Linked DNA regions of Homo sapiens: region 1 is linked to region 2. Evidence: read pairs that join two places in POLR2A ChIA-PET (ENCODE). Cell type or tissue: HepG2. All regions are shown on one strand. Each heading gives the region's core, and the rest is flanking DNA. Links, peaks and the distances in the headings are about the cores only. Region 1 has its middle 230 kb from the start of IGFBP3. Region 2 has its middle 6.8 kb from the start of IGFBP1.

The links. Peaks named below come from ENCODE experiments on the same cell type or tissue, not always from the same donor. Only the 100,000 strongest peaks of a DNase experiment are listed, where the experiment ranks them.
Region 1: POLR2A ChIA-PET joins it to region 2 with 11 read pairs; 2 of 35 experiments call an interaction of 5 or more read pairs at or near these places.

What each region holds. Positions count from the first base shown.
Region 1 is chr7:46,148,804-46,161,291 of GRCh38, forward strand. No RefSeq gene overlaps it. Among named protein-coding and RNA genes, the nearest start is that of IGFBP3, 230 kb to the left of the region's middle. RefSeq lists enhancers at 5,471-5,540, 5,688-5,982. In HepG2, for the core only: CTCF peaks have their summits at 4,070 (motif pointing left) and 5,766 (motif pointing left); DNase peaks (open chromatin) are centred at 5,838 and 6,808.
Region 2 is chr7:45,875,479-45,887,966 of GRCh38, forward strand. It overlaps a transcript of CCDC201 not described here. Among named protein-coding and RNA genes, the nearest start is that of IGFBP1, 6.8 kb to the right of the region's middle. RefSeq lists an enhancer at 3,072-3,590 and a silencer at 10,639-10,856. In HepG2, for the core only: a CTCF peak has its summit at 7,193; DNase peaks (open chromatin) are centred at 6,663, 7,093 and 10,143.

The DNA of each region.
Region 1 (12,488 bases), core at 2,378-10,377, 270 kb after region 2:
TTATTTATAAAGATAAATTTTATGATTTCTAATTTTAATTTATAATTTAAAAAATTTTCCATAAGTTACTGGGGTACAGGTGGTATTTGGTTATATGAGTAAGTTATTTAGTGGTGACTTGTGAGATTTTGGTGCACCCATCATGTGAGCAGTATACACTGCACCATATTTGTAGTCTTTTATTCCTCACTCCCCTCCTACTCTTCCCCCCCAAATTCCCAAAGTCCATTGTATTATTTTTATGCCTTTGTGTCCTCATAGCTTAGCTCCCATATATCAGTGAGAACATACAATGTTTGGTTTTCCATTCCTGAGTTACTTCATGTAGAATAATAGTCTCCAATCTCATCCAGGTCACTGCAAATGCTGTTAATTCATTCTTTTTATGGCTGCATAGTATTCCATTGTGTATATACACACACACACATATATATATATATCACAGTTTCTTTATCCACTCATTGATTGATGGGCATTTGGTTCATTCTATTTTATAGAAAAATTGCAAAGATAGTGCAGAGAGTTCCCATATACCTGTTTAACACCTTATATTAGTATGGTACATTTTTCACAATTAATGAATCAACGTTGCAACACTATTATTAACTAAAGTCCATACTTTATTCAGATTTCCTTAATTTTTACCTTATGTTCTTTTTCTGATCCAGGATCCCACTGTGGATATTGCATGGCATTTAGTCGTTATGTCTCCTCCAGCTCCTCTTGGCTGTGACAGTTTCTCAGAATTTTGTTGCTTTTGATGATCTTGACAGTTTGAGGAGGACTGGTTAGGTGTTTTGTATAATGTCCCCTAACTGTTATTTGTCTAATGTCTTTCTCATCAACAGACTGGGGTTATAGGTTCTTGGGAGGAAGGCCACAGAGATAGAGGGCCATTTTCATCACATCCTGTCAAGGGTAAGCACTGTCAGCATGACTTCGCCCTGTTAATGTTGACCCTGATCTCTGGCTGAGGTTATGTTGGTGATATTTCTCTACTGTCAAGTTACTTGTTTTCTTTTCATACTGTACTCTTTGGATGGAAGACACTATCAACAATCAACACTTAAGGGGTGAAGAGTTTACTCCATCTTCTAGAGGCCAGAGTTTCTACATAAATTATTCGGAATGCTCCCGCCTAGGACATTTTTCTCTTCACCCCCATTTATTTATTTATTCAATGTTTTATTTTGATCAGTATGGACTCATGTTTATTTATTTCATATTTTGAATTATCATCCAATGTTACTTTTTGTTTTTCAAATTGTTTCAGTTTTGGCCATTGAGACCTTTTCCAGTTGGTTTCTGTGTTCCTTTGACATGCCCCCAACATGTTTGTTTTGGGTTTTATTTTCAGCACTTGCTCGCTTTTTGGCACAGTAAGATACTTCGGGATCATCTCGTATACTTCCTGTTCCAGTCCTAGAATCAGCAATTTTTCTGAGAACCCCTGGCTCCTTTCATGAGAGAATGATGTTAGACACCAAGATCTGGGTGCCTGTGCTTGCTGGTGCTGGGGTATAGTTGCTTGCAGGCACTTTGACCTGACAGAGCAAGAAAATACATATGCATACCAACCTGCATGTGTACACATTTCTGTGTGTGCCTATCTCTACATCAAGATAAACATGAGTTCACAGTGATGTTTCCAAGACTAATCCACTACCATATGGGTCATTAGAGCCTCCTCTCTTGCTTGTTGCCTCTCCCACAGTGAGAAACCTGGCTCTTACCACCTGCCATTCATTTACTTAATTGTTCAGTTGTAGTGTACATGTATAGTGTTTTCAGAATCATTTTTTTTGCTTACTCTATAAGCTAACCATTACCTTCTGCCTCAGCTCAGTGCTTTTGTGCTTGTGCCTTACATTCCCTACTGTAAATCCACAAAGACAAGATTTGTATATATTTGATTCTCCTTTATTTCCATTGTAGAAGAAGGAATTTATTTGTCTCATGATTTTTTAAAGAAATATTTTAGATTCCTTAAAATAGGGCCATTTTAGGAGAAGGAATTCTATGCATGTGTGGGGACAGGTGGGTGCAACTTGGAAGTTCTGTTAACAAGAAAAGCTTGTGATGATGGGTGTGAAAATGAGTGGGAGGTGGCTGTGGTGAACAAGATGTCTCCAGACTAAAGAATTACAGGAAATTATCCAGGTGGATTCAATCTATAGTATGTGTCATTGCCACATGGAATATGGGATGACCAGATTCTAACTCAATGGTTCTAAGTCATGTTGATATCTAACACAAAGAGCAGTGACTTTTTTCTGGGCTCATGAGATAGAGGAGTCTAAAAAGCAGAGAAATGAAGAAATCACTGGGGTGAGGAAAAGGCATTTAAAAGAATTATGGGCCTTTTGGCAGAAACCAATTTTCAAGAGTTTGAGTGTAGATTGATATTTTTCCCTTCTACTTTTTCTGTATCTTCTAAATGTTCCCAAACAACAACATGTCATCTTTATAATGTAAGAAAAACATTTATTTTAAAAATATTTTGCTCAGCTGTATCACTCTGTTGCTAAAGGATATGGCTTAATTTCCATTCTTTAGCAACAGTGGCTATTGGGAAGACAAAAAAAGTGCTTAAACATTCTTCTGTAACTCCATGTTGCAATTGTAGAGAAGCTGCACTTTTTCTATCAATTTTAATATCATATGGCAAAAAGAAAAAAAGGAAAAGAGAAGTTGTATTACTTTTGAGTGTTCTACACACCAATATAAAGGAAGAGCTCAATGAAGCCTTAGCTATGTAACACCATGATGCAGAACCTTAGCTCCCTAAACCTGACTCATTCTTATGTTGTTGATATAGTGATTGAGGCTGGGGAGCCATCCTACAGTGGCAGTGTGTTCAAACATAAGATTCTGTTATTATTATTATTATCATCATTTCAAAGAGCATGTTATTTGCTAGGTGTGAGACTTGAGAGTATAAGAAATGGAAAATGAGAGGCTCCAGTTTTTGGTACCTTTGCTATAGCAATATTTGACTTACATATCGTGAAACCAAGCACACAAGTCATACACAGTCATGCATCTCTTAACAACTGAGGTGCATTCTGGGAAATGTGTCATTAAGCCATTTTGTTATTGTGCAAACATGACAGGGTATACTTATACAAACCTAGATGGTAGAGCCTACTACACACCTGGGCTATATGGTATAGCCTATTGCTCTTAGGCCACGAACCTGTACAGCATATGACTATACTGAATATTGTAGGCAGTTGTAACACGATGGGAAGCATTTGTTTATCTAAACATAGAAAGAGTACAGTAAAAATTCAGTATTATCATCTTCTGGGGCCACTATAATATAGTCCATAATTGACTAAAATGTTGTTATGCAGTACATGACTATTTATATGTAAGTTGAATAAAAGAGTGGTATAGAAGTAGGAGCACTGGCCAGTGTGGCTGGAAGCTGCCCACCAGTCTCCATGTAAACAACTCAAAGGAATCTGTCCAAGCTGGACTTGTCAACAATGTTACTGAGGATTCCAGCATGACTGTAAATGCTCTGCTTTTAACTGTTCAGTTGGATGAAACTTGACAAATATTACAGTGGTGAAACTGTGACAAAAATTAAGACATAGAGCATTCCCATCACCTCAGAAATTTCCCCTTTACTGTCCATCACCCAACTTGTCCCAGCCCCAGAAAGCTGCTGATTGCATTCAGTGACTACACATTCACTTCGATGTTTTAGATTTCCTAACAAAAAATTATACTGTATGGAGTTTTTTATGTCTGGCTTCTGTCAAAAAACAACACTCCATGAATATTTTCAAGTTTTTGCATGATCTGGGCTTTTAAGCAAAAAGTCCTGGCCACCTGGGCTGAAGGATGATTGATGGTAACCATGTCTGGGAAGTTAGAGATGGGGAGTTATTCCAGAAACACTATGGTTCATCTGCTCTGCAGCCATTAGCTTACATTCCAAAGGGCAATGGACCTGAAGGCTTCTCCTTCCCACCTGAGAGGATCTGTTTATGTCAAAAAAAAAAAAAAACAAAAAAACCAGGTTTCTCTCTTTCCTCCAGAGGGGGAGCCAGGCAGCTGTACCAGCCACCCACATAAGCTGCAAGATTTATGATTTGGAGCTCCTTCTTGTGGCACAAACCAAATCACATGTGTAGGTGCCCACTGCTCTTCTTGCATCGTCCCATGGGGAGGGGCTGCATGGGGAACTGACACAAGATGCTCTGTGAATCATCAGGTCTGTCTTGGATCCAGAACAACATGCTTCCTGTCAGAACCAACCAACCAACCAACCAACCAACGACCCAACCAATGCATACATGTAGAAAAGACTTCACGGCTTCTTTCCCTCAGCCTTGTTTTAGAGACCCACCCACATTCATGTGTGTATCAGTAGTGGCTTTCGTTTTATTGCTGAGTAATATTGAATTGTGTAGACACACACAAAAAAATGTCAACGGTAGACCACCATAAAAATTTTCTAGGAAAGTTCAAAACTTATTTTTAATACACACACTCACACGCACACACACACATGCCCATACACACAAACACACACATTATGGTGGTCTACCATTGACATTTTTGACAATACTTTCATTTTAATGCCAGTAGACATACTCCTCTTGCAAATCCCACTGGCTCTAAGAAAAGCATATTCAGCTTGCATGCATGTGACCCTAAAAGTCAGGTGAAAATCTAAAAGGAAAAGCAGGTACTCCTGTGTATTTGCCTGTGTTAGGGGGAAGAAAAACTTGGAGACTTTAGCAAAAAACAAACAAACAAACAAAACAGAACAAAACAAAAAATCCTTCTAAGGATACATTGTCATTTCTCCTAAACATTCGGGCCATTATCAGCAGGCTGTGGTGTTAAGTCTTGTTTTTTCCTTTCTCACTTCCATTTTTAGCCCACAGAACTAAATCTAACTCATTTTAGGTAGTGCAATGTGAGACACATCATTTGATGCTTCTGACACTGAGGTCCCACAGCTGTGAAGGAGTGTCATGTTCCCTGGTCCACCCACCATTTAGGGCATCAAATCCTGGGGCTCTCTACACAAACAGATCTTGTAGATCTACATGTTTCTGACAACTATGTTGCAGCAGATAGCAACTACTTGCTGGAGGAAGGGTGGCTTTTCTAATGCATTGTAAAGGCAGTTTGGGCTGGTTGTGGAACAGAAAGTGCTGTGTGGACTGGATGACTGTTCTAGCCACACACTGTGGAGGGTGAGGTGCCCGCTCCTTCCACAGTGTCACAAGTTGATGTCGAGCCTGCAGAGCAGAAGCTGTGAAGCACCTGCCTCTCCTGAGGGCAGCCTGGAGGCATCACCTGCTGAGTTGTCTCTACCAAGCTGAAACACACACAGAAACCTCCTTTAGCAATTCTCCACGTGGACCAGTCACTGGAATTGCAGTGCCCTGGGCAAGAGATTAGTGAGATTTCACCAGCTAAGCAGGGCTGGGCTTTAGTAATGCTTGTTAGGGGATTTCCAAATGGTGTGGGGAGAGAATGTGTAATGCCTTCCCCACCTTTTGGGTGATATCACCTTTGAGTAAAACATAGTAAACAAAGTAAAAAATCCTGAGGGCAAGCCAACGAGGATTCTGGGGAAGGAATTTCTACTAAGCAGGGTAGTGCTTTCTCCATGGCCCTGAATCACCTGGCAGGGACTCAGCCTTGGAGGTTTCTTACACCACAAGATCATCTGTCTCAAACGTAGCCAGGGGGAAGTTAAGGGCAAAAGCTGATGTCAGAGACCCCTAGAGGCCCCTAGAGTAGTGGCTCCCAGTTGCTAGATGACAGCATTGTGCACTGTTCCTCAGGACACTCTACTTTGTTTAGTTTGTATAAACCAGTGACCTTTGCTTCTGCTTAGGCCACATGTTTCTGGGTAACTTTGCCACCCATGTACATCGTACAAAGTTCAAAAGTTGGGGCATTTCTCTGCCTCCTCCTGTTGCCTCATCAGGGATAACTCTGAGTTATCATTAAAACATAATGGATACATTTTAAACAAATTTTAAAATGAGATTTTTGTATTATCCTATTTTTATTAAAATATCGTTTGCAAATCTAATTCTCATTTTCCTGATTGTATTTTTTTTTTCCATTTCCAAGCCAAAAAGGATTACAAGAATTTTAACTTTGGCTTCTTAAAAAGAGCTAACTTGTTCTGGAGCACTATTTGCCTTTTTGCTCCTCAGGTCGAGACCACTCATCTCAGGCACGCAGAGGCTGTCTGTGACTATCCCAATTAAACAACTTGCAAGATCCTTCAAGCCAGAATTCAGGGTCGGCTCCAAGTGAGGGACACTTCACTGTTCTCTTCCACAACCAGACTATCATCTCTGCCCTAAGAGGAGCTGACAAGTCCACCTAGCAGACTAAAGAGTTGTGTACCAGGAGTCTCAAAGCTGTCTTCTGATGACCCACAGCTACCTTTCTGGGGGTCCTGGGGAGGTCACTTTCCTCATCTAGGTCTTAATCCCTTTTTATGAGATTGAGAGTTCTGAATGAGAACTACAAAGAACTGTTTAATTCTTGCCATCCAATGGCTAGAGGAGCATTTGGCGTGTGCCAGATATTCCCCGCTGGCCCCAGGGACCTCCTCTGCACCCCTTTCTGCCCTACTGTGCTCCCTAACAGGCGGACCTCTACCAGTGTTATTTCTGGGTCCCCTGCCCTCCAGCCCCTGGTTGGGGGTGGCCAGTAAGATTCACTAGGTATTAAACCCAAGAGACAGATATTTCTTCACTGTTAGCAAAGTCAGTCAGGCACCAGGAGAATGTCTCTGTGGGTGTCACTTAAGGGACTTTGGACACCTATGCTTAGGCTTGTTCAAATAAATGACATGTGAGTACTTTGCAGTTTGATAGTTCTATGAATCATGAATACAGTGCAATGAAAACGTCAACCTATAATGTTACCAGGGATTAATTGCTATGGATTATCATTCTTCTCTGCCTTGCTTTCTGCAAACATAACATTATTCCTTAAAAAACATATACACTTATGTGCACAAACACATGCACACATGATGTTTTTAGACTAATTAACATAATTAAAATTTTCTGAAATAGTTAAGTGGAATAGACTTTTTTCCAAAAATGACAGTTTCTTCTCCAGTGAAGAAGAAAAGACACCTCATAATTTAAACATTTCATTTGAAAATATATTCTCAGAAATGTATAATGTAGATATTGCTTTAAAACAAGCTCATCTTATGAATATTTCTCCAATTTGTCTGTAAGTTTGCCAATTTTTTTCTCCTTGGGTCAGGGTGCAGATATGTAGTGTGTATCAATTAGCATGATATATCTGCAATGTTTATATTAAAAATTACGAAAAACATGCTTCTCGAAACATGTAACTAGATACCAGTTAAGGGAGTCTCTGGTAGCCATGAAAATTGCACTCAGGGGACCCATAAGGTTAGCATTACATTGGAACAGATGATTGCCTAAGATTTGTAGCTGTGGGGACAAAGCTTTTGTCAGATCATTAAATCATATAACATCATAACCCCTTCTGCAGGAAGTCTGGGAGCCAAAATGGGATTGCTGAAATTTATGAGCAGAAGCACATGCAGTTTACTAGATAACTTGAAATAGGTAGAGCAAAATTGGAACCTCCCGACTCACTGAACTTGCTCTCCCCAGGCAGCTGTTGCAAATGGCCATGGTTTCCATGAAGAGTGCACAGATGGCTCCGTCCTCACAACTTCCTTAGAAAGATGGAAAATGGAACTTGTCTTGATGACAGTGTCTGCTAGGTTCATCAACTTCTGAAATGTGGTGACAGAGCATAGACTATAACTCATGGGTAAAAGGACATTGCTTAGAAGCAAATAGTAATATTTGTCAGGGAAGATCTTGAAGAGTTCACTTATTAAAACATTGAGTTGACATCTCTTATTTTGATCAAAATAAATGAAAATGGGGTCAGCATTGTAGTGTATTCTACCTTTAATTAGCTAATTAATTTTTGAGACAGGTTTGAGACCTACTCACTAGAAAGATACATGCATAGAATTTCACATACCCAAAGGAAATGAAATCAGTATTTCAAAGAGATAGCTACATGCCTGTGTTCATTGCAGCACTATTCACAGTAGCCAAGATATGGAAGCAACCTAAATGTCCATCACTGAGTGAATGGATAAAGAAAATGTGGTTTATAGACACAATGGAATACCATTCAGTTTTAAAAAAAGCAGGAAATCCCGTCATTTGTGACAACCTGGATAAATCTGGAGAACATTATGCCAAGTGAAATAAGCCAGATACAGAAAGACAAATACTATATGATCTCACTGATATGTGGAATCTTAAAAAGTTGTAATCACAGAAGCCGAGAGTAGAATGCTGGTTGCCAAGGGCTGGGGGCAGTGGGGAGGAGTGGGAAGGGGTGGGGCAGATGTTGATCAAAGGAAATACAATTTCAATTAGATGGAAATAAGTTCAGGAGATTTATTATACAGCATGGTGACTACAGTTAATAACAATATGTTGTATATTTAAAAAATGCTAAGAGGGTGGATTTTAAATGCTCTCACCACAAGAGTAGGTAGTATGTGAGGTGATGGATGTGCTCAGTTGCTTCATTTAATCATTCTGCAGTGTGTACGCATATCAAGACATCATGCTAGACATCATAAATATATGTAATGATTATTTGTCTACTAAAAATACTTTAAACAAAACTTTTGGGGGTTCACAGATCTGTTCATGTTTCTACCCCCAATTATGACACTTCCTCAGAGATTCCTCTGCTGTGATGAATGACGCCAAGCATGTGTTCCCAATCATGATTGCCTAAGAACGGCTTTCCACCTCTGGAGAGCCTTACGCTCTGCTGTTTTGGACTTTTCCCTTAGCATTGTTGAGGATTAGAGTAAAATAGAAATTAGTATAACCAAATATGGCATCGATTTGTTTACTGCTTTGTCTTAAGTGGGGTGCAAAGCTGTATATTTTATATCTTTTCTCAAATGATTCCTGAAAGTCCTAACATGCATCTGGGCTTTCTGAACTGTCTCCCCATTTTTTCCCCTATTAATTTGAACTTTACTCCTTTTCTTTACAAAATATTAAGGTTCTTCTTCATTTGGAATCCCACAAATCACAGTTTCCACTTGAAGGAATCTGATGTTGTCTCGGCTATGACTTGGAGCACTTGCTTGTGAGATTAAGCCTTATTGTACTGTTTTATTATATTTTATTATAAAAGGACTCACGCATCCCCCTAGGGAACCATGTCATCCCTGCTGTGCTGACCTCTGTCCCGCCCCAGTGCAAGCATCCCTGCCTCTGGGCTTTTGCACCTGTCCCTCCGCCTAAGGCTGTTCCTAGAATGTTTGCAAGGTGAGTTGTTGGCTCCTTCTCACATTCATATTTCAGCCCAAATGCCATCTCCTTAAGGGACATTTCTTTTCCCTTGATCTAAAGGAGCCTTGATGGACCACCTGAGATGGCTGCTTTCTTCATTCCAATCATAATAGTCCTGCAGTTTCTTGTTTATTTGTTACTCATTCCCCTACCCTGCCAAACAAAAGGCTTTGTGAAGAAGCCCCTGGTCTGTTACTGTGAAGGCCCCATCCCAGCACCTGACACCTAGCCGACCCTTGAGAAATGCTTTCCTGCCTCAGAAACTGACCTGAGAATATTTTGAAGTTACTAATGAGACCTCTATGTATATTTTAATGTGCAAAACTTGCATACTTACCCTTGCAGAAATGTAGAATGCTAGCTTATTGAGAAAACAAATGAAACACTTCACTCATGATAAATTCAACTGTGCAAAGTGCATATGCAGTGACAAATATTTCATAAATTATGAGCGTGGCAACAAAGATGGAGCAGGCTTAATTTTGATGTGGATTGACAGTTGAGAAGACCAGTAATTACTTAGATTGGTTTTTTTCTGCCTCTTTCTCCTGACTGATATATTTCTTATAAATTATAAGAGAAAGGTAATTTTTAAAAATAATAATTATATTGCTTACAGAATTTTCCTCCAAATGGTCATATAAAAATCTCCCTTGGCTGGGTGTGGTGGCTCACACCTATAATCCCAGCACTTTTGGAGGCCGAAGTAGGTGGATCACCTGAGGTCAGGAGATCGAGACCAGCCTGGCCAACGTGGTGAAATCTCATCTCTACTAAAAATACAAAAATTAGCTGGGCGTGGTTGCAGGTGCCTGTAATACCAGCTACTCAGGAGGCTGATGCTGGAGAATCGCTTGAACCCAGGAGGCGGAGGTTGCAGTGAGCTGAGATAGTGCCATTGCACTCCAGCGTGGGAGACAAGAGTGAAACTGTCTCAAAAAAAAAAAAAAAAAAACACTCCCCTAAGCTGCAGGCCAATATAGAGGTGGAGGTGCTTGGGGACCAAGCAATGATGAATTTGAGTCCATAAATATGCAGGGGAAGTCAGTGATGCTTTCTCCTCTAAGACAGATTCATGGTAGTAAAACTCTCAAGGTTAGGATGAACCGCCCACCTGAATCCAAATTCCACATTCCTCACATTGCACAACTCAATTTGAACCCTCTAAAACTCATTTTCATTATCTACAACATGTGCTTATATTCTTTTTCTCACAAGATGTTTGTTAATAGCAAATAGTAAGATGCATGGGAAAGTTCAGCATGAAGGTTAATTACTTTATTGTCCCATGGATATAACAGTGCTATGAATATAGTAGATACTTAATGAAGAGTTGTTTATTATTGCCTTTATCTCTTTCAATGGATATTCTGAAGCATTTTCTAATACTTGAATCAAACATTGGAGAAACTGGTATCAAGTTTTGAGGGGCAATAATAAAGGAGAGATTCCCTGAGTAGGATGCAGGTCTAAGTGCTTTGGGTCTAAGGGCCAATTTTAAGCCCTATGGTGAAGCTGCCCTTCCTACGTGCCCCATTGGGAACAAAAGTGGGGCAGGCTGAGGTTTCCTCATTTGTGTCTTACAGGATCCCATGGGGATAGGTTTTGGTCACAGCCAAAGGTCCTGCTTTGCCCACAGCCTATTAATTTAAATGTTAATCTCATCCAAAACACTCTCACTGACACACCCAGAATAATGTCTAATCCCATATCTGGGCTCTGTGGCCCAGCACATTTGACACATGCAGTTAACTATCACATTGAGCTTCTGGGGAACTCTTCTGTTTAGGCGATATTTTTCCGATACAATTGCTTCCTCTCCCAGTTCACTCCTTGACTCTCCGCCAGTGTCATTGGAGAACGGTGCACCAGCAAGAGGAACAGCAGTCACTCTGTTCCTCAGTGGACATGGGAGCAGTGCTGTCATTGCTCTTCAATGGCTGTTAGCACGTGCTGGTTCTCTTCTCCAAAGCATGCCACACTGCAAGGGTTCTGCTCAAATAACCATCGTGACTGCCAGCTGGGGCCTGGGACTCCAAGATTCTCCATTTACAGACAGGGAAAGTCACAGGGGAGTCAGGATGGCACAGGGATAGAAGCCAAATCTCTCATTGCTGGTCCACAGTTACTTCCTCTGCATCGGCCTTGACTTGGCATGAAATCACTGATGAGACTTCCACGACATGGATGAGGACTCCACTCCTTAGATTTGTCTGATGCAATAGAGAAGAACTAAATTCACCAAGTGTCAGCACTCCATTATCAATACAATTTGAAAAATTAATTCCAAAATCTGTACTATCCCTTTGTGTTCACTTTATGTGCTTGATACCTGAGGAAATACATCATTGACTAAAAAAAAAAAGGTTCTGCCCCCTCTCACTCCTTAAGAACAAGGTCTAGGTTGGTTGCAAAGAGTGAAGAAAGAACAAATACAGATACAAAGACAAACTAAAATTTAGTTACAGTTTAGATAACTAAAATCCTGTCTAGAAGTCTTGAGGAAGAGGGTCCCTGGGCCCATAGTTTGAATCAATGCAGTGATAGAATGTATTGGCCATTTAATCTGCAAACAGGAGTGAAGGATTAGTGTAATCAGGGTAATAGATCGATTTCAGTCTTTTCCTTCTTTAATTAACATCTGGTTATCTGTGAACAATAGCCACATAGTGCAAAGTACTTACTCTGCTTCTTCAAATTTGCCTCCTTTGCTGTCTGAAAATGGATTGATGTGACTAACATTCAGTTACTATGTGGTGTGCTGAAATAGTCATCTCAAGATTTTTTTTCTCCAAGATCATGATTAATGGGACAAATAACATCAAGTCCTGCCCTGGTTTGCCCACTGGCAACAGGAGCATGAGCAGTGCCCTTGCTTGTGGATGACGCACGACTCAGGCACCCAGAGCTGTGGCCCTGCTCGTGCTGCGAAGCCGAGGCCCTGGGCTGGGGCCAAATTTGGCCATGAGCATTTTCACTTTGGGAGATGTCAGGACAAGTTGGCAGGCAGAGGCCACAGTAGGAAGGCCGAGGATCTGATGGCCCAGGCCCCGCTGTTGAAGGGGCCACCAAGGGCTGATGGGCAGCATATGGTGAAGGTAGCAGGAC
Region 2 (12,488 bases), core at 2,189-10,188:
ACATATGTACACACATATCCAAAAAGAGACACACAGAAATGGTAGCGTTTGTGACATCCAGATGGCAGGATGGTGGATAAACTTTAACATCACTTAATTGTTTCGCATTTTTTCTAAAAACAACACCTAATGAATAAGAGTGTTTGAAGGTAAAGCTCCCTTAGCACCGTCAATTCATTTTCCAGATGGGGAAACTGAGGGCAGCAGAAGGGAGAGGCTTGTGCAGAATACTGGAGTGAAGCAGCGGGGGCTGCTTGGTCCCGGTTCCCAGTTCCTGCTCAGGTCTCTCTTCCCTGCACTATGTGCCACCTGGGCGTGACTGAGGACAGAGTGGTTTGTTCTTAGACTGGAGTCTTGAATTACTTTTGAAAGCACAAAAGTCTAAGTTCCCTGTCATAAGACCTTAACAGTTCCAGGCAAGGATGAAACAGATGCACATGACAAGTATTTGTCAGAAGTACCACTTGGCCCCAGAATAGTGGCCTGCAGAGATGACCACGCCCTATTCCCCTGAACCTGTGAATCTGTTCTGTCACATGGGAAAAGAGACTTTGCTGATGGAATTAAGGGTCAGACCTTAAAACTGGGAGAGTATGCTGGGGAGTCAAGAGGACAGCAGAGTGTGTCCTGGTTAGAAGGGGTCAGAGGGCAGGAGAGAGGGGCAGACAGCATCAGAGAGCCATCAGGGTGAGGCCATGTTGAATCTTGTAGAGGACGAAGAAACCACAATGACTTTCCCAGAGGGCCCTCTTGAGCACAAGGAAGAAAACAGTAACTCAAATGACTACCATGACAACCCTCTTACCTGGTGAGGAACCCTGACCTCCTATAGTGTAATTATTTTCTATCACAAGGACTGATACAGAAAAATCTGATGTGGCAGGTGCTATTCCATTTGCCAATGGGAAAACTGAGGCACAGAGCTATCAGGCTACTTGCCCAAGATCACAGAGCTGCCAAGGACCTAGCCTGGACCCCATCTCATGTCCCAAAATACAGCACAAAGCTGGCCAGGCCACCCCCAGGGCTTTCTGACTTCCAGGTCCCCAGAGTTGCCTCCTCACTCTAGGGTTGCCCTGACCTCTTGACTTAAGGGTTGCCCCAACCTCCTGAATCTCAGGTCTCTGTGACCTCCTGGCACATAGGTACACTGGTTTGGGCAGTGTAAGGATATTTTGTTTGTGTCTGTGAATAATATAATTGGGAAATCAAAGTGTGTTTCCACACAGTGGTGTTAGCCTGGCACTGGGTGGCAGCCGTCAGGTGCTGTCATGGCCATCACTGGGCAGCAGCCAGGGGAGAAGCCATGCATGTGCCTGCAAGCTCCTGGGTCCAAGCCTAGAGCCTGACACATTCTTTTCACTGGGTCCCAGGAAAGCTCTGCAGCACAGAATCCCAAACCTCTCACTGCGCAGGACACACAGGCTCTGAATTCAGATGCGATCGAAGTCCAAGCTGCCAGTTTGGGTATGGCTGCTAGTCAGCCATGTTGAAACCCCATTAGGGTTACATACAGTGCTTGTGGAAGTGGTGGCAGGATGAGGTTCAGAGCCCAGCTCTTGTCATCTTGCTGACATGGGCCTTGGAGGGGACACATAGCCCTGGACGATGAGAGCCCCTCACTGGGTCTTGTGATAAGGTGTAGAAAATCCTCAAGACAGTGTGTGGCATGTGGTAAACTCAACAACTTTTAGCACCTTCTCTCTCTACATCTTCTACCCACATTGTTACAGTCATGATTTTCCACCTGCATTTCCCTTCTCTGCCCCCATTTCCATTTCCATTGAATATATTTTTGTGGAAACTCCACCACAACAGATAACATGTTGTTTTCTACACAACCAGTGTGCTCTAGGTTTCTTTTGACCCCAGGATGTAAATAAGTGGTCAGTACTCTTTGTAAAGCACCACAAGGCAGGGAAAACTATTGTGTTAGTCTGTTCTCACACTGTTATAAAGAAATACCTGAAACTGGGTAATTTTTAAGAAAAGAGGTTTCATCAGCTCACGTTTCTGAAAGCTGTACAGGATTCTGCTTCTGAGGTCATCTCAGGAAACTTACAATCACAGCAGAAGGCAAAGGGGAAGCAAGCACTACCTTCACATGGTGGAGCAGGAGAGAGAGAGGAAGAGGAGGTGCTATACACTTTCAAACAAGCAGTAGTAGGGGATGGTGCTAAACCATTAGAAACCACTCCCATGATCCAATCACCTCCCATCAGGACCCTCCTTCAGCATTGGGAATTACAATTCAACAGGAGATTTGGGTGGGGACACAGAGCCAAACCGTGTCATTCTGCTCCTGGCCCCTGTGAAATCTCATGCCCTTCTCACATTGCAAAATACAATCATTTCTTCTCAATAGTCCCCCAGAGTCTTAACTCATTACAGCATTAACTCAAAAGTCCAGGTCCAAAATCTCATCTGAGACAAAGAAAGTCCCTTTCACCTTGGGCCTGTAAAACCAAAATAAGTTAATTACTTCCAAGATACAATGGGGGTACAGGCATTGGAAAATGCCCCCATTTCAAAAGGGAGAAATTGGGACTTCAGGCCCCATGCAAGTCTGAAACCCAGCAGGGCAGTCATTAAATCTTAAAGCTCCAAAACAATCTCCTTTGACTTCACATCCAGGCCACAGTGATGCAAGGGGTGTTCTCCCAAGGCCTTGGCATCTCTTCCCCTGTGGGACTGCAGGGTTCAGCCCCATCAGCTTCTTTCAGAGGCTGGCATTGAGTGCCTGCAGCTTTTCCAGGTGCACAGTGCAAACTGTCAGTGGATCTATCATTCTGGAGTCTGGAGAATGGTGACCCTCTTCGCACAGCTCTACTGGGCAGTGCTCCAGTGGGCCCTCTGTGTGGGGTCTTCAGCCCCACATTTCACTTCCACACTGCCCTAATAAATGTTCTCCATGAAGGCTCTGCCCTTGTAGCAGACTTCTGCCTGGACATCCAGACATTTCCATACATCCTCTGAAATCTAGGCAGAGGCTCCTAAGCCTCAACTCTTGCCTCTGTGCACACACAGGCCCAACACCACGTGGAAGCCATCAAAACTTGGGGCTTACACCCTCTGAAGCAATGGCCTGAGCAGTACCTTGGCCACTTTTCACCATGGCTGGAGCTGGAGCAGCTGTAATACAGGGCACCATGTCCCAAGGCTGTATAGAGCAGCAGGGCCCTCAGCCTGGCCCACAAAGCCATTTGCCCCTCCTGGGCCTCTGGGCCTGTGTTGGGAGTGGCTGCCCCCCTAGGTCTCTGAAATGCCCTGGAGGCATTTTTCCCATTGTCTTGGCTATTAACGTTTGATTCACCTTTACTTATGCAAATTTCTGCAGCTTTGAATTCCTCCCTAGACAATGGGTTTTTATTTTCTACTACATGGCTAGGCTGCAAATTTTCCAAACTTTTTCACTCTGCTTCTCTTTTAAAAATAATTTCCAGCTTCAGATAATCTCTTTGCACATGCATATGAGCTGATGCTATTAGAAGCAGCCAGGTCATGTCTTGAATGCTTTGCTGCTTAGAAATTTCTTCCAGCAGATACCTTAAATCATCTCTCTCAAGTTCAAAGTTTAACAGATCCCTCGAGCAGGGGCAAAATGTTGCTAGTCTCTGCTAAAGCATAGCAAGATTGACCTTTACTCCAATTCCAAATAAGTTCCTCATCTCCATCTGAGAACTCCTGAGCCTGGACTTAATTGTCCATATCAGTATTAGCATTTTGGTCACAACTATCTGAAAAGTCTTTAGGAAGTTCTCAACTTTCCCTCATCTTCTGTTTTCTTCTGAGCCCTCCAAACTGTTCCAATCTCTGCCCCTTACCCAGTTCCAAAGTAGCTTCCACATTTTAAGGTATATTTATAGCAATGCCTCACTCCTGGCACCAATTTTCTGCATTAGTTCATTCTCATGCTGCTATAAAGAAATACCTGAAACTGGGTAATTTATAAAGAAAAGAGGTTTAATCTCTTCATGGTTCTGTGGGTTGAACAGGCTTCTGCTTCTGGCAAGACCTCAGGAAACTTACAATCATGGCAGAAGGCAAAGGAGAAGCAAGCACCATCTTCACGTGGCAGAGTGATGGGGAGGAGGTGCTATACACTTTCAAACAAGCAGCATTAGGGGGATGGTGTTAAACAATTAGGAACTGCCCTCATGATCCAATCACATCGCACCAGGCCCCTCCTCCAACAGTGGGAATTATAATTTGACATGAGATTTGGGTGGGGACACAGAGCCAAACCATATCAACTATAAACTTCATTAATAATCAACTAAGTGCAAAATAACCTAACACAGTATTGCTTTAAAATTACTGTATCTGGCTGGGCACAGTGGCTCATGCCTGTAAGTCCAACATTTTGGGAGGCTGAGGTAGGCAGATCACTTGAGGTCAGGAGTTTGAGACCAGCCTGGCCAACATGGTGAAACCCCATCTCTATTAAAAATACAAAAATTAGCCAGGCATGGTGGTGGGTGCCTGTAATCCCAGCTACTCGGGAGGCTGAGGCAGGAGAATCACTTGAATCTGGGGGATGGAGTTTGCAGTGAGTTGAGATTGCACCACTGCACTCCAGCCCGGGTGACAGAGTGAGACTCTGTCTTCACACACAAAAAAATAAAGTTACTGAATCTGCAAACATGATAACGTCAACATATAATACTGCTGATATTGAAGTGAAACTTATACTCTCATACATTGTTGTTGGCTGTTTAAATTGAGATGAAGAGGAGTTATTTTTTATTATTTTATTATTTTAAACTTGGAATTTTATCCTGAGAAAATATCATTAGGAAAGGAAAGGAAAGATTAAAATGATTGCAGCATTATTTGTAATGAAGAAAAGTTGGAAACAAACCACAGTCCAAGTCCCCCAAAAGTAACATGCTGTGGTTTTCATAAACACATGATCCTCATACGGTAACTCCAGTGATGGCACCCTGTGTGATATGCACACCATATGCGGGTGATGGCACCCCAGGTGATGGGCACACTGTATGCAGGTGATGGCCTGCCAGGTGATGGGCACACTGTATGCTGGTGATGGCACCCCAGGTGATGGGCACACTGTATGCAGGTGACAGCACCCCATGTGATGGGCACGTTATATGCAGGTGATGGTACCCCACGTGATGGGCACACTGTGACTTGGGGAATGAGACTCCCACTCTTTTTACCTCAGGGTCATTGCTGCCTGGCCATGTCGCAAAGTCCTGCAGAGCCAGGGTCACCTGTCCTTAGTGCTTGCCGCCGTGTTGTAATTGGCAGGCTTTGCTCCAACTCAGTGTGTGTAGCGAGTGCAGCAAGGGCCTGGGGACCTGAGGACAGTAATTTGACAGCTCCATCCTGGGGTGGGAGAGGTCCTGCTGCCCCTGTGGGGTGACCTATTATGGGCTGGGTGAGTGGCAGCCCTGGTGTTTGTGTTGGACTGATGGCCTCACAAGCACATTGAGGTTTCTTGCTGACAGAATCCCCATGGGGGTCATGGCATGAGTTCACGGGGCCAAACTGGTATGGGAATTTTCACCTCACCAAAGTGATGGACACTTCCCACCATCTAGTGAATTCAGGGTTAATCAAACAACACCACATCTAACGTAGTACAGTCGTGACTTTCCTGAAGCCCATGCATGGTCCGGGTAAGTGTCATCTTCTACCAAATCATCTTAGTTTTTATATGGGTGGCGAAGATTCTTGGGGGAATGAGATGCATGTGTCTCCTGGGAGTGAGCAACAGGGAGCTCTGGTGTCCTGGTGGCTCGTCCTCATTTCCCTCCACCACCCAGGCCCTCTCACCACCCAGCTGCAGCAATGATAGCTCTGCCTCTTTGTTTCTTCCCTCAAATGTGTCCATTACCCTAATCTCTCACTTCTTATGGAGTGGTTTTGTGCAAGTGCGGGCCCAGAAGTGCTTTGTGAACCCATGGCCTCAGACTTGAGCATGCAACAGATTCTCCTAGGCGGCTTGCCTAGTAACAGAGTGTGGGATGCGCCCCCAGAGGCCGGAGTCTGGGGTTGGTGTAGGGCCTGGGGATGGGCCTTTCTACTCATCTAGGTAGAAATGCCAATTAGTGAGTGACCGTGGTCTAACCCACCCCCCTTTACCAGAGGTGAGAAATTAGGAGGGGTCTGTCACCTGAGCAGCCTTGATGCGGGGAGAGCATAACAGAATGAAGACGAAGAGCACCTGCCCTATGTTTGGCACTTGATACCTGCCCTCTTTCACCCAACCCACTGCACCCTGAATGCAAATGCTTCGGGATGGCCTCGCTTCCATCGCCAACACTGAGATTCAGACCCTGGTCTTCTGACAGGGTCCCTTGGGCTTTGGCCTGGACACATCTGTGCTCCTCCTGTGTTTAGAAACTGGGTTTTGTTGACGTGACAAGAGCTAGGTGACTTTTCCACTTTGATTAGTGGGGAGTGTGGGCGAGAGCTATTTTTTCAAACTTTCCCATCAGTTTGCCAAGCAGTGTCCTTCATCAGCTTGGGAGATAAGGGCAGCACGTCGGGCCTTTGCACAGATTTACATCATCCCCTGTGTTGATCATGGAACATAAGCAAAACATCACTTTGTTTTTTTTCCCCGTGTTAAAAACAACTTCCTTTCTGAGGTGTCCCTGGATTGCAGCATTTCTTCCCTTTGAAAGTTTGACTTTGCCCTTGACTCTTGTATTGTTTTTCAGAGCATGGATTGCCCAATTTTCAGCTGCTGGTGAGTAAGCAGCACACTGCACGAAGGCAGGATTGGGAAGAGCAGATGATGGAAGCACCCGTGTGACTGCACCACCCCAGAGGTCCCAGCCTCTGCCGTTGGCAGGAACGAGCCACCGTGCTGCTCAGGATGACAATAGCTCCTGTTCATGCAGTGCTTTCTTGTACCAGGCAATCCATCATCCCCATCTTACAGGTGAAAAAACTGAGGCCAGGGGCTTTATGCAACATGCTAGGACATAGAAATCTAAGGCACAAAAACAAACGGTCTTGCTCCAGAGCTGTTCTGCTGTTGATACTTCCCAGCTTTCATGACCTCCCCTTCAAGGGCTAACACAATTGTCAGAGTTGAGTTGTTGAGTGCAACGGTCAACATTTGTTCTTGCGGTTCCCACAAGAAAAAGACAGATGTGTTCTGAAGTGCCATCAAATTGCTGGCAGAGGCCGTGTGTGGCCCTATTCATAGGCACCCCCTGGAGTGACACAATGGGACTGCTATGATTATGTGTCCCTCACCTTTTCTGAATCACTGATAGTGGTTTCCTTTTCTTTGCAGCACAGAGAATTTGCAATGCGGCAGGAGGTCTCCTGGTCCCCGGTTTAATACCCTTTTTTGCTCAGTTGATTGAATACAAATTCCATGTCTAGCACTGAAAGCTTTCCACACTTACCCCAAACAACTGTTCATCCCTGCCTCCCAAAATATGCTCCCAGTTGCCCCTGCACATACAGACATTTTTGGCCCTAGCCTACATAAAATGCCTGTATGGTATGGCAGGAAGGGTAAAGGCTTTGATTCGGGTGAAGAAGGGGCTTCATCTCCAGCTGGTGGTGATGAGACCTACTGGCAACTTTGGCATGTGTGGCTTGGCATGAGGTATGCCCAGTATAGTAAACGTTTATGAAACACTAGCTCCCCCACCCCTCCCTGCTCTTGGTGCTCTGATTCCAGGTGTCCTGTGAAATTGGATTCATAGTTCTTTATCAAATGGGCATGGGGCACCTATTGGTGCCTGTGTGGTGCTGGACAGAAGGACATCTATGTGCTTGTCCCCTGTTCACTAAACCAGGTGAGACACACACACACCCCAACACACACACACACACAGAAGTACGTAGATAGGCATTTATTTTAGCTCTTCAGCATGAGTATAACCCAATGTGAGATCAAGCATCAGGATTGCACAGGGGGGCACTGAAATCAGGCTGTGCAGAGGTGAGGACATTTATGGTGGGTCCCCAGGGATGGAGAAGGGGTCATAGGAGGAAGGAACAGTGCCATGAAGATATAACTGAGGCCAGAATGGTCCTCAACCTTTGGGTGGTCAAAGGCCCATTAGAGTCGATGACGACTCCCAAAGACCACACGGAAGCACACAGTTGTGCAGTTGGCTCCAGGGAGTCCGAGGGGCCTTGAGCTACGGCATGGACCTCGTCTATGGCTCTCTGACTTTTCTTATCTGTCTCTAACTCTTCCTCTCACCAGTTTTGGTCACTATGTGGGCCATCCCATCTGAAGCATCATTCCATACTCCCCTTCCTGATGTTCTTTTCTTTCTTTCATGCATTAATCACAAGCTGCAGTGCATTTGTTAAAGTATTTGTTTACTATTTTTCCCCCTCTACATCTTTGAGGGTGGGGCTCTGCCTCCTTCATGGCTGATCCTCAGCTTCTGGGTGTCTGGTTGGTGCTCAGAAGGGGTGCAGGAATGAGGGGTCCCCAGGCGCCGGCTCCCTCCCTGGTGATCTTCCAGAACCGATCTTTCTTTCTTTTTCTTTCTTTCTTTTCTTTTCTTTCTTTTTCTTTCTTTCTTTTTCTTTCTCTCTCTTTCTTCCTTCCTTCCTTCCTTCTCTCCATCTCTCTCCTTCCTCCCTTTCCTCCATTCTTTCTCCCTTTCTTTCTCTCCTCTCTCTCTTTCTCTTGAGACAGGGTCTCACTCTGCCACCGAGGCTGGAGTACAGTGGTGTGATCATAACTCACTGTAGCCTCAAACTCCTGGGCTTAAGTGACCCTCTCACCTCAGCCTCCTGAATAGCTAGACTACAGTCATACACCACCATGCCTGGCTAATTATTTTTATTTTCACAGAGACAGGGTCATGCTTTGTTACCCAGGCTGGTCTCAAATCCTTGGCCTCAAACGATTCTCCCACGTCAGCCTCTCAGTGTTGGAATTACAGGCGTGAGCCACTTTGCCTGACTCAGAACCTCCTTTCTAAGGATATCCACTCTCTTAGCCTGCTTATACCCCTGTGGTGGTGGCCTGCTGCCCTAATGAGGAGTCTAAACCCCTTTGCACAGCCTCCAGGCCTCTTTGTGCCTGGTCCCCTGCCTGCTCCCCTGCCACTCCCTGCCTGTTATTCCAGCTCCCAGCAGGAAGAACTACTGGCTCTTCCCTGAACACACTGCACTCTTCCCAGCTGTCTGCTGTCATCCCACCATCATCTCTATTCTCCCACATTGCACACCCCATCCCTTTGCTGCTTGGGGGAAGGCCACTTACCCTCCAAGACCAGCCATGGCCAGCAGCTTATGGAGACGTACCCAGACACAAATAGACCTGCTGTCTCTTCCCACCTCACTTATCCTAAGGGTCAGGTTGTAAGTAGCCCGCCCTTGACAGACCATCCTCCTGCTAGATGGGGGCAAGACTGTGGCTCAGTGTAGGGCATCCCATCACTCCTTTCCCCCACACCTAGCTCAGTACCTGCCCTACATTGGAAGGGTACCTCCCTTCCACTCCACTGCGGTCACTGTTGGGTGAGGGAAAGAATGCAGACAGAAGCTTGGGAGCTTGAGATGGAGAAGCTGGAAGGAAGAGCAATTCATTCTGAGGGGGCAGCCGCAGGAGGTGGGGGATATCAGGATAGAGTCCTGCAAGAAAGAGTTTCCGGGATGGATGGAAGAGACCATGGACTTGATAAGCATGATAGGGTGATGGAAGTTCAGGCACTGAGAACAGCAAGACCAGAGTCATGGGGTTAGGGTCAGGCCAACTGAGGCTGAGGTGCAGCAGGTCCGGAGACCTCTCTCCCAGGGCCCACCCTGCACTTCCCAGAGCTGAGAGATGCACCTCCTTTCATGTCTCCCCTGGGCACTTCCCCAGCCTCCCCAGTCAGCTGTGAGTCAGAGCACTGGGACCACCAAAGGCAGGCCAGGCTGTGACCCCTGCCAGGGGGCAGTGGGGCTTGGGGATTCATGAATGTTCCCAGAAATGGCTGTGTGAGCAGTCACATCATCGGCTGTAACTCCAACCTGCCAGGGCAGGGCCGCTCACTCCCACACAGGATGGACGGATGGACAGTCGGCCTACACAGGCCTGTAGGGAGGGGCTTGGCTCCATCTGTGTTGACAGAGGGTCAGGAGTAGGAGGAGAGCTCTCTCTTGATTTGGGGGCTGTTTGGTTTGCTGTTGCTATGAAGCAAGCAAGGAAAACATTTGGGAAATCGATCCTTGAGGGGAGGAATTTTCACTACATGCAGGACAAGTGAGACCTCAGGGAGGATGGGTGGGACGAATGCTGAGCAAGTGCACAACTATCCAGGGCGGAGTACACTGCCTGGCACACAGCAGGTGGCCTCTAGATATTTACCAAAGAATTGCCTCTTTCATGTGTTTCATTAAGAAAACATTTCAGCTGTGGGCACTGATTGCAAGCTGAGGAAGTCAGAGAGAAAATACAGAGCACACATTCTTCTTCTGGAAATCAAATTGCTTAGGCATCTACCCTAAAAATAATGTCAAAAAATTCAAAACCGTTGGTCAGTTCCTTTACCAAACACCAAACTCTGCTCTGTAAAGAAATAATGACAAACAATCATAAACTTCCAACTGCAGTGACCTCACTGCCTTATTTTGATTTTTGCAGGAGACGCTGGGGCCATTACTCTTTGGAGACTTTAGAGGTAGAACAAAAGCCAGCTTGGCAAATCCAAGTCACTTCCCGAAGGCCACAGAAACAGGAAAGTGGTGAGAAAAGGAGGTCGTCAGTTAATTTCAACTTGGTTATTTTTTTATTTTTATTTTTTGAGTCAGAGTCTCGCTCTTGTCTCCCAGGCTGGAGTGCAATGGCATGATCTTGGCTCACTGCAACCTCTGCCTCCTGGGTTCAAGCGATTCTCCTGCCTCAGCCTCCTGAGTAGCTGGGATTGCAGGTGACTGACACCATGCCTGGATAATTTTTGTATTTTTAGTAGAGATGGGGTTTTGCCATGTTGGTCAGTCTGGTCTCGAATTCCTGATCTCTGGTGATCCGCCCACCTTGGCCTCCCAAAGTGTTGGGATTACAGGCATGAGCCACTGAGCCTGGCCCCTTGGTTATTCTTTAGATTGATAATGTAACAGACAGTGTAAATACATCTACAAATTCAGAAGGTTAAGAAAGGGTATGCAAGGAAAACCGGTCTGTCCCTCAGTCACATTTTTCACCACCACCCACAAGAAGGCATTGCTATCAATTTATGTATTCCTCCCAAAACATTCAATAAATGTAGAATCAGTTGCATACATTCATCTTGCTTTTATTGTACACAAACAGTACCACACTCTGTACTTTCTCATTTGTACTTAGCTAGGAGATTTTACTTCAGTTGAATCACTTTACTTTTAGAGATTTTTCTCTATAAGAAAATCAGAGTTGCTCTTTCTTGTTGATAGCTGTCTATCTTCCAGTGGAAGGATGCCCCAGGATTTATGTATCCAGCACCTAGAGATGGGCATTTAGGTTACTTGCAGTATGGCTTCCAGATAGGGATTGGTTCGCGTATTTTTTCACATAAGTTTAAAATGATCTCTCACGTCTGTCTCATCATCTGTAGGATAAACAGCTGAGGGTGGCATTGTTAGCACAGACCATTCTACCTCCAGCTTCAGAATTTCAGGGTAGTTATTATTTTCACCTGCCCTTACACCTTCCCTGAAGGGAGCAGCAGGGATCATTTCCTTGAATGTAAGAATGACTGTCACTTGAGGTGATTCAGCAATGCTCTACTGTTTTAGAGTGTTTTAGCCAGATTACAGAGAAAGGCATTTACTTAGGGCTTGCTTACAGTAAACAGGACTGTATGGGCATCAGAAATGTGAATTCTTGTTCAGGATCCACCGTTATAGCCTCTGTGACTTTGACCTGGCAATAGCCTTCCTTCTCTGGCCTCAGTGTTCTCCTCTATAAAGCAAGGGGCTGGACAAGCCATCTCCAGTTTCCCAGTTTGGCAACACCACTCCTAAAGGATCTGAAGGGACAACAGGAGGCCCAGGCCTGGAGGTAGGGTAGCCCTGAGCCTGTGCCTAGAATGGGAGGCAAAGATGGTGGCAGGTGGGTGGGAAAATGTGGGGTTTGGGGGTCACAGGAGAGACCAAGGGGCAGGCCTGGAGCATGGCACGCTCCCTGATCACAGCTCTCCACTGGAAGGCCATGGAGGGAGTGATGGGGAGAGCCTGCAACTCCTGGAGATAAGCCTGATTCTGACTTTCTTTGAAGGATTTTTTTCTTTCGACTTCTTTCCTGTGAAAGAGAATATCCGAGAAATGAGAATTTTAACTAAAGAGAAAACCTTTGCATTTGCTACTGATAAATATCTGGCCTATGCGGGAAAGTCATGGGTGCCCTGGGATTCTGGCTCCACTGCTAACAAGACCTTGTTAGACCTTCTTAACTGCCCCTCCAGAGAGGAGAAAGGCTCTTGGAGGTAGAGTGAGATTGGGGAGCTTGGCAGAGCCCTAGGATGAACTGTGTTTTTGTTTTGTTTTGTTGCAGGTTGGAGCCTTTTTCC